Linked DNA regions of Mus musculus: region 2 is linked to region 1. The links are chromatin loops, found by intact Hi-C in ENCODE. Cell type or tissue: left cerebral cortex. All regions are shown on one strand.

What was found. Hi-C counts contacts between places; a loop is a spot of excess contacts. Peaks named below come from ENCODE experiments on the same cell type or tissue, not always from the same donor. Only the 100,000 strongest peaks of a DNase experiment are listed, where the experiment ranks them.
Region 2: it touches region 1 in a loop (5-fold over the local background); 13 of 42 quality-filtered maps call a loop at or near these places.

Annotation. Positions count from the first base shown.
Region 1 is chr4:154,297,693-154,305,692 of GRCm38, forward strand. Arhgef16 (Rho guanine nucleotide exchange factor (GEF) 16) reads right to left here and starts at 2,203. Exons shown (of 15, transcript NM_001112744.1): 1 at 2,133-2,203. It overlaps Gm52687 (predicted gene, 52687), which reads left to right and starts at 1,952. Exons shown (of 3, transcript NR_168682.1): 1 at 1,952-2,033; 2 at 2,498-2,783; 3 at 3,275-3,563. In left cerebral cortex, a CTCF peak has its summit at 4,115 (motif pointing left); DNase peaks (open chromatin) are centred at 2,438 and 4,112; H3K4me3 peaks cover 431 bases.
Region 2 is chr4:154,167,928-154,175,927 of GRCm38, forward strand. Megf6 (multiple EGF-like-domains 6) reads left to right here and starts at 2,786. Exons shown (of 37, transcript NM_001162977.1): 1 at 2,786-3,215. The coding sequence starts at 3,097. In left cerebral cortex, no CTCF peak of the experiment used is centred here; a DNase peak (open chromatin) is centred at 3,159; H3K4me3 peaks cover 1,350 bases.

The DNA of each region.
Region 1 (8,000 bases):
AAGTTGGGGGGCAGCCAGAGTCCTGACCTGACGGGAGCCTAGGGCCAGGCCTCCACAGTCCAGTTTACCAGCTGAAAAAAACTGGTCCACAGAAGACACCCTCTAGCCGGCTCTGACTTCAGCCCCTCCCCTAACTTCTTCTCTGGCAGGCAGTGAGAAGCCCAGGGAAAGCGACCTGCCTGGGTCAAGCCCTAGCTGGTGAGAGCACAGGGGGAGGAGTCAAGCTCTGAGGCCCTATCTTGACCTAGATGGTTGTCCTCAAACCAGGAACTGGATGCGATGACAGGATTCTGGACTCAGGATGCTACGGAGGGGCAGTCACCTGAGCAGGATGTCACAGAGAATGAGTGAGTTAAGGCAATGGCAGGATGGATCTGGAAACCAAAACCAAAACCAAACATCCAGACCAGGTGGTCAAATAGAAAGGCCGCCAACATCTTCCGCGGAGCGCACCGGCCTGTCTGTCTGCAGAGACAAGCTATGGGAACTTCATGCTGCTGCCTCACCTCTGTGGACTCAGCTTCCTTGCGCGAGGGTGAAGAAGGCGCGCCCTGTGGGAGGTGTCTCGCTGGAGACAACTTCCCGGAATAACTTTTTTTTTTTTTTTTTTTTTTGAGACAGGGTTTCTCTGTATACTCCTGGCTGATCCTGGAACTCACTCTGTAGACCAGGCTGGCCTCGAACTCAGAAATCCACCTGCCTCTGCCTCCCGAGTGCTGGGATTAAAGGCATGCGCCACCACGCCCGGCTCCAGAATAACTCTTAACACTAACAAGTTTCTTGCTACTGGGCTGGAGAGATGGCTCAACAGAAAAGAGCTCCAACTGCTCTTGCAGACGCCCTGGGTTCAAGTCCCAGCACCCACATGCTAGCTCATAACTATCTGTAACTCCTCATAACCCCTGGGGAATCCAATGACCTCTTAAGACTTCCATGGGCACCAGGCATGACATGCCTGTGGCGCACATACATACATACATACACACAGGCACAACACTTAAATACATACAATAAATATATCTTAAAAAACAAACCAACTAACCAGAGATTTCTAGCTTTAGGTGTTTGGAGAAGGGTGGCAGGGAGCCTCTACCTAGCTCTCGACACCCTGTTCTCTGGCTGAGTCTTTACTTTTTCAAAGCCCTGAGACCCTTCCCTCTCTCAGGCCGTGCTGTGAGCGCATGGTCCGAGGCTTCTCTCTGGACCATGGGCAGAAAGAAGGGTCTGTCCCCAGAAGGGAACACAGCAGAGGTGCATTCAATCAATGAACTCTGATGGATAAACAGAGGCCCAGAGGCTCAAGGCCCGGAGGCTGGAGCAGCTTGCCTGAATCCACAAACAGCAACTTTCAAGCTTGGTGCCCACACACCTGGGTAGGGAGCCATTGCTATCAGGGCATACTGGCATGCAGTCACGAATGGCTCCACACAGTACCTGGGACCCTGCAGCTGGTCACTCAAGTGACAAACACACCCAAGCATCTACTTAGGAGCTACCAAATCCTGTCTGGGCTCCAGGCATGATGTGGAGGCCGCTAAAATCTCATCTTGGTGGCTACCAACTCAGATCTCGGCCCCTGGGACCAGGCCCATGCCCAAATTCATCTTTCTCGCTCAACCTCAAAATAGATCTCTGCTCCTTATTTACAGATATGGGAACCAAGGTAGTGGGTTGGGGACAGGTGCTCACCACCGTCCAGTCTATAAGTGCCGCCCTCTGCTTTCTGGGACAGCCCTCTCCCTCTGGAAGGCACTGCGGAGCCTGGCTAGAGGACTAGACACCAAAGCCACCAAGGTGGGATAAGGGCACGAGGGGGTCAGGCCACTCAGCCTATCTAAACAGATCGTCTTTCTAGCTCCCGGAAGAGTCACTTCCACGCCCCCCCCTCCCGGGACTTCCCAGGAGTCTCTGCGTTCAAGTGTCTAACCAGGTCCACTGCAAAGTGTCCCTTGGACTGTGGCTCAGGGCAGCTAGGCTCCAGATCCCCGGCTTTCAGCCCAAGAGAGAGGGCGGGGCGCGATGAAGTCGCCGAGGTACAGGAGGGGCGGGAGCGGAGAGGGGAATGGAGCAGAGGTGCTCCGGGCGCCCCAGGTGGTCTTCCCCTTGGCTGACTCTCCAGTCCCCAGACTCACCTGTGCGCGCAACCGAGGGTCGGCCGGGAGGGTGTAGCCTGCAGTGCCGCTGGGTCCCCGCGTCCCGGGGCCGGCCGGTCCCGCCCTCTCTACTTCCTGCGCGGTGGGCGGTCGGGCGAGCGGTCGGGCGGAGCCGGGGCCAGGTGGGCTCCGCCAGCGGCTGCGCGGCCGGAGGGCGGGACGCGCCCTGGGCACCTGCTGCACCACCACCGCCTCACCTGGCCGCGCCGGCTGCGTCACCGCTCTACCTGGGTCCGCCTGCGTTCACGTGACCCGTCTGGTGGTTCGGGCGGGAGTCCGCCCTCGGGTACTGTCTACCCTCCCTCCCGCTCCTACGCCCGCTTCCTTCTGTGCCTCACTCCCAGGTCCGCCGCCTCCTCCAGGAAGCCTTCGGAGAAATCCCGGGCCTGCGGGAACCTGTTTGTTGAAAGAAAGCCCCGCCCTCTGCATTCTTTGCAGCTGGCTGCTTCATGGCAGCCCTGGCCAGGATCTCCCAGAACACCTTTCATGGTTTAACCTATCCACCACAACCTCATTTTACTGAGAACTCTGAAGGCTGGAAATTCTGCTAGCCACACAGATCTGGCCGCGAGTCTCCAGATCTCAGGAAAACAGCTACCAAGTCTATGTAGTGTCCTCAAGAATGAGGAGGTAATAACGACCCCCATGTTTAGGGGGTCAGGCTCCTCATGTGGAAAAGGATGGGGTCTGCACCATTGCCCTCCGAAGTGCTAATCAAACCTGAGATCCCAAGGGTGGCTCTGATCAAGGTGAGAAGAGGAGGGTAGGCAAGAGGCATAGTGAGTGTAAGAGCCAAGAAACGAGGGAACACGTCCAGGAGGGTAGCCTGAGGCGGAGGCACAGAGAACACAGAGCAGGGTGGATTGGAGGCGGAGGCTGGAAGTGCCCAGTTCCCATTGGAGAGTGGGGTCCTCTTAAAGGCAGGGGGGTCAGGACTGGGCTGACACGGCCCTGACCATCCTGACTCTGCCAGGTATGTTTAGTCCAGACTCACCTTCCCCAGGCTGTCCCAGGTTCCTGGGAGCTGGGGTTACAGGCAGACACCATTACAGCTATTTTTTTCTTTTTCTTTTTTTTTTTGATGATGCAACATTGTATTCAGATGGTTTGTTATCCCCAAGACCCCTCAGGGCATGGCCATCAGAGCAGAACCTCAACCACTCTGGGACAAGAAGAGAGACCGTATCTGTTAAAACAGCCACCTCTCGGGCTGATGAAATGGCTCAGCAGTTAAGAGCGCCGACTGTTCTTCCAAAGGTCCTGAGTTCAAATCCCAGCAACCACATGGTGGCTCACAACCAACCGTAACAAAATCTGATGCTCTCTTCTGGAGTGTCTGAAGACAGCTACAGTGTACTTACATATAATAAATAAATAAGTAAATATTAAAATAAAAACAGCTGCCTCTCACTGTGGCTTGCTCTGCCTGGCTCACTAGGCTGTGCGTGACAGGGACATGACCTGGGTGTAACCCGAGGTCCTGAGACACAGCCAGTACTAGTCCCCATCCTGACCCACCTCTGTCATCTGTTTTTCAGGAAAGAGCTGTGACCTCACACCACGGCCCTCACACACGGTTCATGCAGTGTAGCCCCAGAGCTTGCTCTGACAGAGGTGATGCCGGAGACTCTGGGTTGGCACTTTCACTTTCTTGGCCAACAGTGTGGGGTTGTATGCCCTGGTGACACTCCTGTCTAGCTACTTACTGCCTGTGCCCTGGTCTTCCTATGCTTCCAACCTCAGCCCCGAAGCTGGGTGGTTCCTCTGCTCTTTCCGGTGTGATATCTTCTGGGCAGGGCACGAGTTGGCCACAGATCCAGGCTCAAATGGGCGTCAGTCACACTGGATGGAGGAGAGGAGCTCAGAGTGACCTGTGGACTGAGACCTGGGACCCAGAACTCTCTGGGTCTCAGCTGTCTGCGGTAGACTGCTCCTGGGAAAGGCGACTTGTTGCTGACCCCTTGAGGCCATTATGAGGTATTGCACCCCACCAAGCCCATCCTCAGTTTGCAGCATGTCAGCTCTTGCTTGGCAAGGTCTCATCACGCCCTGCCCCCCTTAGTATCTGACTTCTAAAGAATTAAAAGACGGGGGGGGGGACCCTCAAACACAAGACAGTTAACATCAGGGGAAAACGCAGACTCTGCAGGCAGAATCAACAGATGAAAAACACCCCCCCTCCTTTTTTTCTAGGAGCAGGGTCTCACTGTGTAGCCCAGGCTGGCCTGAAATCACTATGCATACCAAGTTGGCTTAAACTCATAGAGACCTGGCTGCTTCTGCCTTGAAAGTGCTGGAACGAAAGGTATCAGCACTATGCCTAACAGAAATGCAAGGTAGGGACAGAGAAAGGCCCCCTGCAAAACAGGCCAGGGGAGCAGAAATGCACATAGCAAGGCACACACAGAGAAAGCCCTCCCCCCTTGCAAAACACACTGCGGGTGTGGGACTCAGATGTCAAAGTCTAACCTTCTCCTGGAGGACTATTGGTTTTTTAAAGGGGGTGCTAGGCTGGAATTGGGGACACCTTTCTTTCTTTAGGAAAAGACTTGCATGCCTTTGTCTCAAGCTGCCAGGCCTTCTGTTTCAGGTCTTGAGGGCAAGGAAGAAGCCTGTAATCCTCTTTCTGTGTCTATCCCTGTCTGTCTGCCTGCCTGCCTGCCAGAGATCTAACTCCTAGTCCCTGTGCATGCTAAAGGCTCTGCTGCCAAGCTGTACCCAGCTCTGTCCAGGAATCTAATGAAATAAAAAGAGCAATCTAAAGTGTAGTGAAAAAGCCAAAGGGAGACGGTGTTGGACTATCTAACCTGTGTGACTGGAGGCTCAGGAAGGGCAAGCAGGACAAGGATGTGGAAAAGGACACAGTGTTTTGTCCAGTCATCATCAAAGAGGCTTCCTCCAGCAGCAGATGGGAGTGGATGCAGAGATCCACAGCCAGACATTACACGGGGAGATTGGAGGTCTCCACAGGGCCCCTTCCTCAGAGCGTGGAAGTCCTGTGAGAGAGTGGGGTAAAGACTGTAGGAGTCAGAGGGGATGGAGAGCACCAGGAAAATAGGGCCCACCGAGTCAGCTAAGCAATGCTCACAAGGGCTCACAGAGACTGAAGCTGCAAGCGCAGAGCCTGCAGGAGACTGCACCAGGCGCTCTGTGTATGTGTTCTGGCTGTTTAGCTTGGTGTTTCTATGGGGCTTCTGTGAGAGCTGGTGTGTCCTTTACTTGCTCTCAGGGCTCTTTTCCTCCTGTTGGGTTTCCTTGTCCAGGTTCAGTGTGAGGGCCTTTGCCTTGTCTAATTGGATGTTGTTTTGTCTGTTTGGTTTTTGTCTCTTGGAGGCCTGCTCTTTTCTGAAGGGATCTTGGTTAGGGCTTTATTGATGTGAACGGACATCATGACCAAGGCAACTCTTATAAGGACAACATTTAATTGTGGCTGGCTTACAGGTTTAGAGATTCGATCCATTATTATCAAGGTGGGAGCATGGCAGCATCCAGGCAGGCATGGTGCAGAAGGGGTTAAGAGTTCTATATCGGGTTGGAGAGATGGCACTGACTGCTCTTCTGAAGGTCCTGACTTCAAATCCCAGCACCACATGGTGGGTCACAACCATCCGTAATGAGATCTGACGCCCTCTTCTGGTGCATCTGAAGACAGTTACAGTGTACATAGATATAATAATAATAATAATAATAATAATAATAATAATAATAATAAATCTTTAAAAAAAGAGTTCTATATCTTCATGTAAAGGCTACTAGGAGACTGGCTCCTAATTGGTTAGGAGGAGATTCACATTGCCCATCCCACAGTAACACACTTCCGTCAACAAGGCCACACCCACTCCAACAAGGCCACACCTAATAGTGCCACTGGCTGGGCTAAGCCGATACAAACCATCACATTCCACTCTCTGGCCCCCCCATAGGCTTATTCAAACACATAAATCTATAGGAGAACATACCTAAGCATAGCATAATAAAAAAGTCCATTTAGTCCAAATTCCAAAGCTCCATAGCCTACAGAAGTCTCAATGACGTTAAAAATCCAAAGATCCATCTAATCAATCACTTAACTGCAATCCCCAGAGCAAGACAGGAAACCAGCTGGGCAAACTCCAAACTCTACATCTCCATGGCTGATAACAAAGCGGTCTTCAGATCTCCACTCCTTTTTCATCTTTGTTGACTGCAACAAACTTCTTTCTCCTGGGCTGGGTTCACTCCCTTCTAGCAGCTTTTCTCAACAGATAGCCCATGGCTCTGACATCTCAAACATCTTAGGTTCTCCAAGTCAACTTCAGCTTTTCAGATTCTTGTTCCAATGTCTTGGATCCACACATGATCTTCTGGGCTTGGGTCACTTCTCCAGGTCTGCCCTGTGTAGCACTCTAGGCTCTAGTTGATTCTACTCCATTGCTGCTGCTGTTCTTGGTGATCATCCCATGGTATTGGTATCTCCAATACACTGGGGTCTCGAAATGCAACTAGGCTTCACCAATAACCTCTCAAAGGCTCTCTTCATGGTGCCTAACCTCAGCTCCTTTGCATGACCCCTTCAGTTCTGGGCCATCATCTGCAACTGAGGCTGCACCTTCACCAATAGCCTTTCCTGGCCACTTACAGTGCCAAGGCTCAGCTGATGCTCATGACCCCTTCATGCCTTCAAAACCAGTACCACCTGGGTGGTTCTTACACATTATCAAGACCAGATGCAGCACAAGGTACAACCTTGGCTCTCTCTGGAACAAGGCTTCTTTGTGCTCTCAGAAAACACTGCCCAGAACATTTCACCCCAGTGATTCTGGTCTCTTCTTTGTTTTGTTTGTTTGTTTGTTTGTTTGTTTGTTTGTTTGAGACAGGGTTTCTCTATGTAGCCCTGGCTGTCCTGGAACTCACTCTGTAGACCAGGCTGGCCTCGAACTCAGAAATCTGCCTGCCTCTGCCTCCCAAGTGCTGGGATTAAAGGCGTGCACTGCCACCACCCGGCGATTCTGGTCTCTTCTTAATCACCACTCATTTCTTAGCTCTAGCTAATCAGGATCAATTGTCCCAGTAGTCCCTTCTATTCTTGACTCTAAAGCCAGAGCCATGTGGCCAAAGCTGTCCAGTTATGCTGCTTGCTGGGGCTGGAACATGGCCCCCTTGTTCTATTCCGTTATCACCAGCTTTCTGTTTTCCAACTCCTTCACTGCCTAAGCTTGTCTGTCCTGGAACTTGCTCTGTAGATTAACCTTGAACTCAGAGATCTGCATGGCTCTATCTCCTGAATATTGGATTAAAGATGTGTACCACCAAGTCTGGATTTAAGCTTTTCTTCACCTAGAACCTGCTCTGTTCCAGGCTGGCCTTGAACTCAGAGAGTTGCTTGTCTTTACCTACTGGGATTAAAGGATCATATTAACATGCCTGGACCTAAATTTAGCTGGGTGGGATTTTGCCCCAAGGTCACCACTCCCTTAATTCAATTTAATATCCTTGAGCACAGGATTCAGCTCCATTTCACTTCTTGGTGCCGCTTTAATGCTCAAACCATATAGTTTATATTTTTCCTTTCTCGTTTGCTATACCTGCTTAAAACACTCTTCATGAGACTTAACCAGAGAACAAAGTCCATGATGGGCATTTCTGAGACTTCCTTTGTCAATGCAATTAATCTGAGTCTCTTCACCTTAGCCTCAGGCAAGACTCTTAGACAAAGGCAAAAAGCAGCCACATTCTTCACCAAAATACCACAAAAATAGTCTCTAGGCCACATACTGAAATTCTTCCCCACTGAAACCTCTTGGGCCATGTCTGCACATTTCAAATCACTCTCAGTAACAAAGTCTTCCATATTCTTACTAGGATAGC
Region 2 (8,000 bases), 130 kb before region 1:
CAAGCAGCCACCTTCCTGAGCCAAGTGCCTTATGCATTTTCACAGGCATGTTTACATGAGGACATTATCATGCAAGTACTTGATGAACCCGGAGTGCGCTCTCCCCCTCGACTCGCCCCTGCACTTATTTCTGAGTGATGGGGAGACAAGCCGAGTGCACACCTCGTGGAATTGAGCCGCCCTGTTGACCATGTTGTGACTGTCACTCCAGCCCGTGAGACAATTTGAAATAATCATGTCCAACCAGCTGTCGTAATTTGTTAGCTGTAAAGTTGCAATATGCTTGCTGTGAGTTACAGAACTGTATTAAATACATTGTCATTTGATTCCTAGTTTTATGGGGGCATTTTTGTTTGTTTATTTGGCTGGTTTTAAGATAAGGTCTCGTCTGGCCCGGTATGGCATTAAACTTCTGCTTACCCTGACTCCTCCCCCACCCCGCCCCCTGCCCCCCCCCCCCCCCCCCCCGCCAGGGCAAGTGTGTGTAGTGCTGGAGATTTGACCTTGGAAAGCATGCTAGGCAGGCACTCTACCAACTGAGTTATATCCCCAGGTCCTGATTACAATGACAGACTGTAAGTGTCCTCTCTGCTCCACTCTTGTGTTGGGCAATCAGATGCTCAACCATCACCCATGCTCTGAGGAGCCAGACTGGACAGGAAAAGGGTCTGTCTCTCTGGGGCTGGGGTGAGGCTCCAGCCAACATCTGTCTAAGTGACAGGTGCTTGGAGTGTGTGGTCCATGCTTCATCTACCCACACCTGCCCGGGAACAAGGACTCTGTCCGGGGATAGTGGACAGACCACACACTGCCCATGTGTACGCCACCCACCTTAAGAGACACATGCTCGTCTTAACCTAACCACAGGAAGCACCTGATACCCGCCAGGACTCTTCACCTGGCACAGAGGCCTGGTGCCTGGACGGGACATGGGCAGAGATGGAATAGCCTAGGGTCAGTAAAGCTCTGACCCAAGGAAACCTTCAAGTTGAAGGGGTTTAGGAATTCACGCAGGAGGCCACATACCTTTGTAAAATTAGCAAAGCCATTTTACTTCGTATTGTCTCTCTTCAGTAAGGGCCCCACATAGGTTTCGGGATACTAAAAGCACGCCCCCTCCCCCACCCAAGGAGCCGAGAAAATTTCACCCACTCACCTCCAGACTCTGGTCCTGGGGCACGGTTTCACAGAGCAGGTGGTGAACTTCTTCAGGTCCCCATCCCTCATGCACACAAGCATTCACACACGCCAGCGCCGGGAGAGACAGAGGTACAGAGGAGCAAGCTTAAGCGCCTGGGCCCAGTGTACAGTTCCTGTACTTCTCCACAGTGGTGGGCCCCTGGCTGAGGAGGGATATGAGATGAATTCCTGGGTGCAGACATTGGGAGTCCCCCAGAGGGCTCGGGTCAGCCTCTGCTACTGAGATCCAGGGAGGGTCTGGTGATGGGTTTGAGCAGAAGGGTGAGTCCCAGCACAACAATGCAGGGCAAACTGGGGTCCTGTTTGGGGCATCAGGTGGCAAGTTCCAGGACCCATTGCCCTCCAGAATCTGTCTGTCTATCCATCTCTCCCTCCCTCCTTCCTTACTTCCCTCCCTTCTCTATTTCCCCTGAGGTTATACTCCTCTATGTTTACTGCTCAGATCTGAAACCTGAGTTTTCTAAACTCACTCCACTCCCTTCCTTGCCCTCGGTTCCGCATCTGGGCCAGCAGCAGGTCTAAGCTGACAGCACCTGCCCAGTAATGAGACCCACAGTCTTTTGAAATGCGAACTTTTGCAGCGGCATTTCCAGGTCCCCCAGCCAGAGGCCCCCTCAAGCACTTGCTTCAGGGGAAGAGGAGGCTGGAACACCTACCGCACTCCTCAGGGATGGTGGAAGAGGGCAGGCTGGGTCCACCCATCATGTAAAAGGGCAGGCACACCTCTCCAGTAGGACAAGGAGGAGCTGATCCTCACACAACTATCTGCAACTAGTGAGGTCCGCTACCATACCCTCATGGGACTCTCCCAGCTCAGCTTCACAAAGAGCCCCTCTGAGTGTTTGATAAGTCCTGGACTAAGAGATGCCACGTACAGCGCTGGTCAGTCTGCCCCTAACCGCGGAGAAAGTCAAATCAAATCAAAGCCAGGCTTAAAAGACAATAAATACCTGGTGCAGGGAGTCGCCTCACCTCCTAGACCCCTATGCAGGTGCCTAGTGGGACCTACACGCCCACTCCACCCCATGCTACCGTCCCAAAGCACTCAGTACAGAACTGGGAATACGAAAGCCCAGAGGGTGGTGTGTTACCTAATAAAGTCAGTACCCAAAGGAAGTGCCCAGAGGCACTCAGAGGCTGTCCCCCCCTCTACCTCCCGCTCTACTATCCCTCCCTGCTTCTGGGACAGCGGTGGCGGGCGCGCGGACGAGGGGCCAAGGGAAGGTGACTGCAACTCCAAGAATCCAAGGGTGCGCTTGCAGAGGTCTCAGATCTGGATAGAGCGGTGTTTACGAAGTATGGACCGCGCAGACTCGACAGAATTGTTCACTTGGTTGGGGTCAGACCTGGGACTCTCGGTTGCAGAGAGAGGGAGCGCAAGTGAAATTGGAAAGCTTTAGGGGAAAGTACTGGGAAGCGAGCTTAGCCTTAAAGGTAGGACCAGGAGCCGGAGAGGGGAGGGGCTGAAGCGGGGCTGGAAGTGGGCTCTCCCTATTGGGATTGTCTGGGCGGGGCCGAAGGCGGAACGGGCGTGGCTTGGGCTGGGGGTGGGGCCAAAAGGGGCGGGAGCGGGGTCGGGAAAGAGGGGGCTGGGGTCGGGCCGGGGGGCGTGCGGCGGGCGGGCCTGACGTCTGCTGCGTCCCGCTCCGAGTTTGCTCTCCATCACTCCTGGCAAGTGTCTGGCCGCGCCGAACCGAGCGCGAAGGTCTCGGAGGTCCGGGCAACTGTCCCATCTGCACCTGCGGGAACCTCGCGCCCCGCACCTGGCGCGACTGGGTTGTGGTGCTCCGCTGTCCTCTGGGGGTATGGCGCCCGTGAAGACAGCGTCTACTGGCCGTAAGGGCCGCCTGTGAGTCGAAGATCCCAGGACCGAGTGGGAGCGCGACCGCGCGCACTATGCCTGTCGGGGTGGAGGCGAGGGCGTCTTGGCGCGTGGTGGCCCTGACGCTGCTGCTGCTCCCCGCCGTGCCTGCAGCCTCCCAGCCGCTACCCCCGCGCCCGCTGCAGCCGAGCATGTGAGTAGCGCGAGTCGTGAGGCTCCTGGCGGCGAAGCTGACCCGGACAGAACTCGGGGCTTTGTCCCTGGGGCCACAAACAATGGGCTCTTTGCTTTAACTGAGGAGGGGATGGTCTAGACCCGGGGTCCCGGACTGGATTTGGTGCCCTCGAGTCTGCCGCAGGGCCCATAGCCTCCGGGTTCCCGCCCCTGCAGCAAGGGTCCTGCAGACTTAGACGGATGCCGAACTCCGGAGAGGTGAGGAATCCAAGCCCCTGCGGCGCAGGGTCCAGCTGGGGAGCCAGCTTGGAGGCGGCCGAGAGGAAGCAGCCTGGTCCCACTTCCTCCCCAAGCTAGTCTCCTGGGGTCCGAGGGCCTGCGCAGGGGCGGGGGTGCCCAGAGGGGGCTGCCAGCACTGTTTTGTGTGTTAAACACGTGCGCTCTGGGGCCTCGGGAGAAGGAATTCAGTACTAGAATGGGCAGGAAGAGAGGGTCAGGGAGCCAGCGGCGACGGATTTAATTTTGAAAGATGATTCCCCAACAGGCCGGTTAGCGGTCTCTCTTAAACTGCAAAGCGATCCCCCTCTGTTGGCCTCAAAGGAAAACTGGTGCGAAGTGAGACTGAGAGTGGATGTACAGATGAGAGGCCTGCCCCCCCTCACCAGCCCTTCCCCGCAGGGTGCAAGGTGGAGCCTTGTAAACTTGGCAAGGCTGCTGGGGCGGCACGGGGAGTGGACCAGGGACCCTTCAGGCCCTGGTTGGGGCTTCCATTCTGCCAGTTCGGGCATCTTCTCACCCACAGAGGAGACTTGCTGCTTCTGTCCAGGGCTGGCACTGACCGGTCCACTATGTACCTGGCCGTGAGGACAGTGTCATGATTCCCTGGGGAATGAGAGGACAAGCTTCCTACTGGGACAGGTGCCCTCGGGACCTCCTCCCTGGGTCTTGCTTTGGTCTTTGTGGCCATTACAAAAAAGAGCTGGATCTGAGTTGGGGTCCTCTCGTCTATGAACAGAAGCAACCTATGTCCCCGACTTCCGCTGCTCCTTCCTCTTAACTGAGTTTGTTCCTAGGGAGCTTCGGTCCTAGAATGATTATTGCACTAAGCGTGGTGGGCTAGGGCTGCCAGCCTGCCTGTCTCTTTCATGGTTGAGAGGGGCTGCAGACACGGTCTTCCCGAGGTTGGGTGGATGCAATCTGGCACGAGTGGAAACTGTTGCTGGCCCTTTATGGGTTCCCCACCCTGCTCTGTCCGTTCCTGCTGATCTCCCTGGGAGTGGAGCCAAGGGCTTGCTGCCTGTGTCCTGCTCACCTGGGCCCAGGAAGCCTTTAGCTGTTAAAAAAGCTGTTGGAATTAGCTGTGAATGGGTAGCGGGAGAGCCTGACTCTTCTTCCTCTTGATGCAATTTCCAGAGACTGCCTTCCCTTCTTCCTGCAGAAGTGGCTGCATCTCTGCAGCCTGTGCATCCACTTGCTGGCTCTTCTGTGTCCCAATAAACCTGTGTTCTCAGATTGTCCACTTTGGGTGGGTCTGAGTTCCAGGTTGGGCTAAAACCCTGGCTCTCTTCCCCAGACCTACATCTCTTGGGCATCTGCACATGGGCTCTAGCTGGCTGGGCCATCGAGGCAGTTTCATTTGGCCAGACCAGTGGTGATTTATCTCCGTGGGCTTTGTAGGAGGGGCTGCTTAATTTGCTGAACACATGCACAGCAGGTGGAAGCCATGAGAACCAGCTTTTAGAGGTGACCTCGCAGGTTTGCTCTTAGTTCCTTGGAGGAGCAGGGGAGGGGTTCTGGGAAGGCAGCCGAGGACCCTAGGAAATACTTCTTGGCTGATCCTCTCTGCCCTGCTGCCTTTCTCTCCTGGGGAGTTCTGATGAGCTGGCAGGGCCTGGCACAGCTGCCGCACCTCTTTGGCCAGTTTTCCTGAACTGATAACTGCAGAGTTTTCACAGTACTTTGCCCTCCTGCCCACGGCCCCCTACAGTTGGTGTGCAAGCCATGGGCCTCTGTGGGCTCTAGAGCAGCTCTCACTCCCATCCCAGGTGCCCCGTAGACCCCCATGAGTCTGCTGGAACAGCGTGGGTGATTCTCTGGCTGCTGCTGACCACAGGTGCTCAGAGTCAGTGGGTGGAGCATGGCCACCTACTTATTTTTTGCCTCTAAGTGACTTTTCAGCTTGGAGGAAGTATGACCTGCCTGCTTCAGCTGGGGTGGGAATGATTGCTGAACAGCGTAGGGTTGGCATCACTCCTTAAGGGCTTCCCTGCAGCCCTGTGGAGGATGGAGAGAGGTTGCCCATGTGTTGAAGCTCCGACCAGCTCTGCTTGAGGCTGCGCCAGCCGCTTGTTCACATACAGCTTCAAAGCACAGGGCTTCCCCCAGTCTGGAGCCCCTTTGGGCAGCTAGGCTGAGAAACCCAGTGCTGGGGCTTTGGAATCAGCTCACGATGTTGACCCTCTCCTACTACCCAGGCAGGTAGGAGGCAATCCCCACCAACTCAAGTTCCATCTTGCAAGGTGCTCTTTGGGCATACTGGCCCGGAGGGCTTAAACAGCCACATTCTCTGAGACTGAGGCTTCCTCTAGTTTATCTCTCAAGTAGCCCCTCTTTAGGATGTGAGGACGTTGGATGGTGAATGACCAGATGCCCCAGAAGACAGGAGCTGCTGTGCCTACAGAGTGAGGTGGGGGGAGGGGTGGAGTGTGTGTGTGTGTGTGTGTGTGTGTGTGTAGCAGGGGAAGGACTGTGTGTCTGCTGAGCATCCTGTGCTGGTCATGTGCCTGGCAGGAGGCACCTGAGGGTCTCTCTCTGATCTGCCTTTTCATAGTGTTGACATGCCCCAGACAACCACTGGGCTCCTATCCTCAAAGCCTGACACTTCCCCGTGTGCCCGCTGTACCCAGGCCAGGGGTGATCCATGAGGCAAATGAGGCAAATGAGGGAGGTATAGACAAATCCTCCTCCTGAAGCTACAGAGACAGTGTGCCTCCCGCTTCCACACCTTGGTGAAAGGTGTCGTCATTGCCATGAGCTTCCCTGGCCTCTAACTCCTGCAAAGACTGCCAGCTTCTTGGAGCCTCACTCCATCCTTCATCAGAGGCTCTGCAGCTGGGCCGAGGTCCCCTCCCTCTGATGGCACTGGGTCCACCTTGTGGTTTGGGCTTTTCCTTTCCTGCCTTGGTGGGAAGCTGCATGAGAGGGCAAGGAACAGAAAGATGCCTTTGACCTGCTGAGGAGCTTGAATCCCCCACCATGTATGCTTGCCCACACTTCCTAGAAGAGGCACTGTGCCATCCCAGCCCCTCGTTCATGCCATTGAACTGCCCTGTTGGGCTCTTGTAAGAGCTTTGAAGCCTCTGGGTTGCTCTCCTGTCTATGTAGATTCCTGCAGACCCTCGTCACATGGTTGGAGCCAGTGACATTTCTCTACATGTCACAGATGTTCTCATACCAGCCATGTTGCTCTCTAAGGCCTTAGGTGCAGACCAGGTATGGGAACAGAGAGAGAGAAAGAGAGAGAGAGAGAGAGAGAGACAGACAGACAGACAGACAGACAGACAAAGGGAGAGAGACAAAGAGAGAGAGACAGAGAGAGAGAGACAGAGAGAGAGAGAGAGAGACAGAGAGAGAGAGAAGAGCTACTCTGTGGTCATAGTAGAGCAGCCACCACTGTCAGGGAGAGTTCTAAGTAGCTGGGGAGACAGACTCGGTGTCCCTTCTCCTAGGCCCCATCTCCTGTTGGCCTCCAATCAGCTACACTCACCACTAGCTAGAGGGCAGGTGTGTGTGTGTGTGTGTTCAATGGAACTTCCATATGTTCAGGGGTCCCATAGAGGGCAGTCTCCTGTGGGCACACAGCAAAGTGGAGGCCACAAGGGTCAAAAGTGAGGGCAGGCCAGAGAAGGCTGAGGAGGGCTTTCCCTGTGTGGGGACTACTGCCCTGCGCAAAACCCTGCCCTGGCTTTGTCCCCATACTCTTAGCCTGGGATCCTCTGCTCACAACAGGCCTAAAAGTCTGGGTTCAATATTTTTAGCTGGCCATCTATCTGAGAGGCACAGCACAGCTCAGGAAGAGGCTGGGTCTTGGGTCCAGGTGCTAGCCATGTCTGATTAGCAAGTGGTCTTAAAACAATTCGGGGAGTCACTGCCACCTTCTTTCTGGTGGTGAAAGGGGCACCTCATGGGGTGATGCCTAGAGGGTGCCTGGTATCAGCAAGGCAGAGGGTGAGGGGTGGGGGTCTGTCCCCTGGGGAACTGACTCTGAAGTGACAAAAAAAACTTTCCCATCAGGTTCTGGAATTTCACAGCTGCTCCGTCCCGCCTGGCCATGGGGTCCCGCCTGGCCACATGCATCCACAGCCACAGTGCACATGTGGGGTTTACAGCATACCCCAGGTCCCACTGCTTCATCCTGGGACCTGAGAGTCTGTCCCCTGCACTCACCCCAGGCTTGGCATGGCTGCTTCTGCCCTAGATGGGAGGTTTGGGAGACTGGGGGAAGTACAGTGGGGACTGTCCCTCAGGAGGTTGTAGGATGAGTTATGACAGCCCTGTGCCTATGGCTGTGCTGTGACTGATGGATAGCTAGGGTTTAGATGACCTGGCTTCATGCTGGGCAGGTGCAGACCTGCTCAGGGCTGGGAGCCCCTGATGTCTGTCTTGTACTTTCATCTTGTCTGCAGTTGGTCCGTGCACTTCCCTGTGGGGGTGGCTTCCCACCCAGCAGAGCCAGGGAAAGAGCAAAAATAAAGACCTCTGGGTCAGAACATCCGTCTGGGGGTGGCTGGTCTGCGGCCAGAGC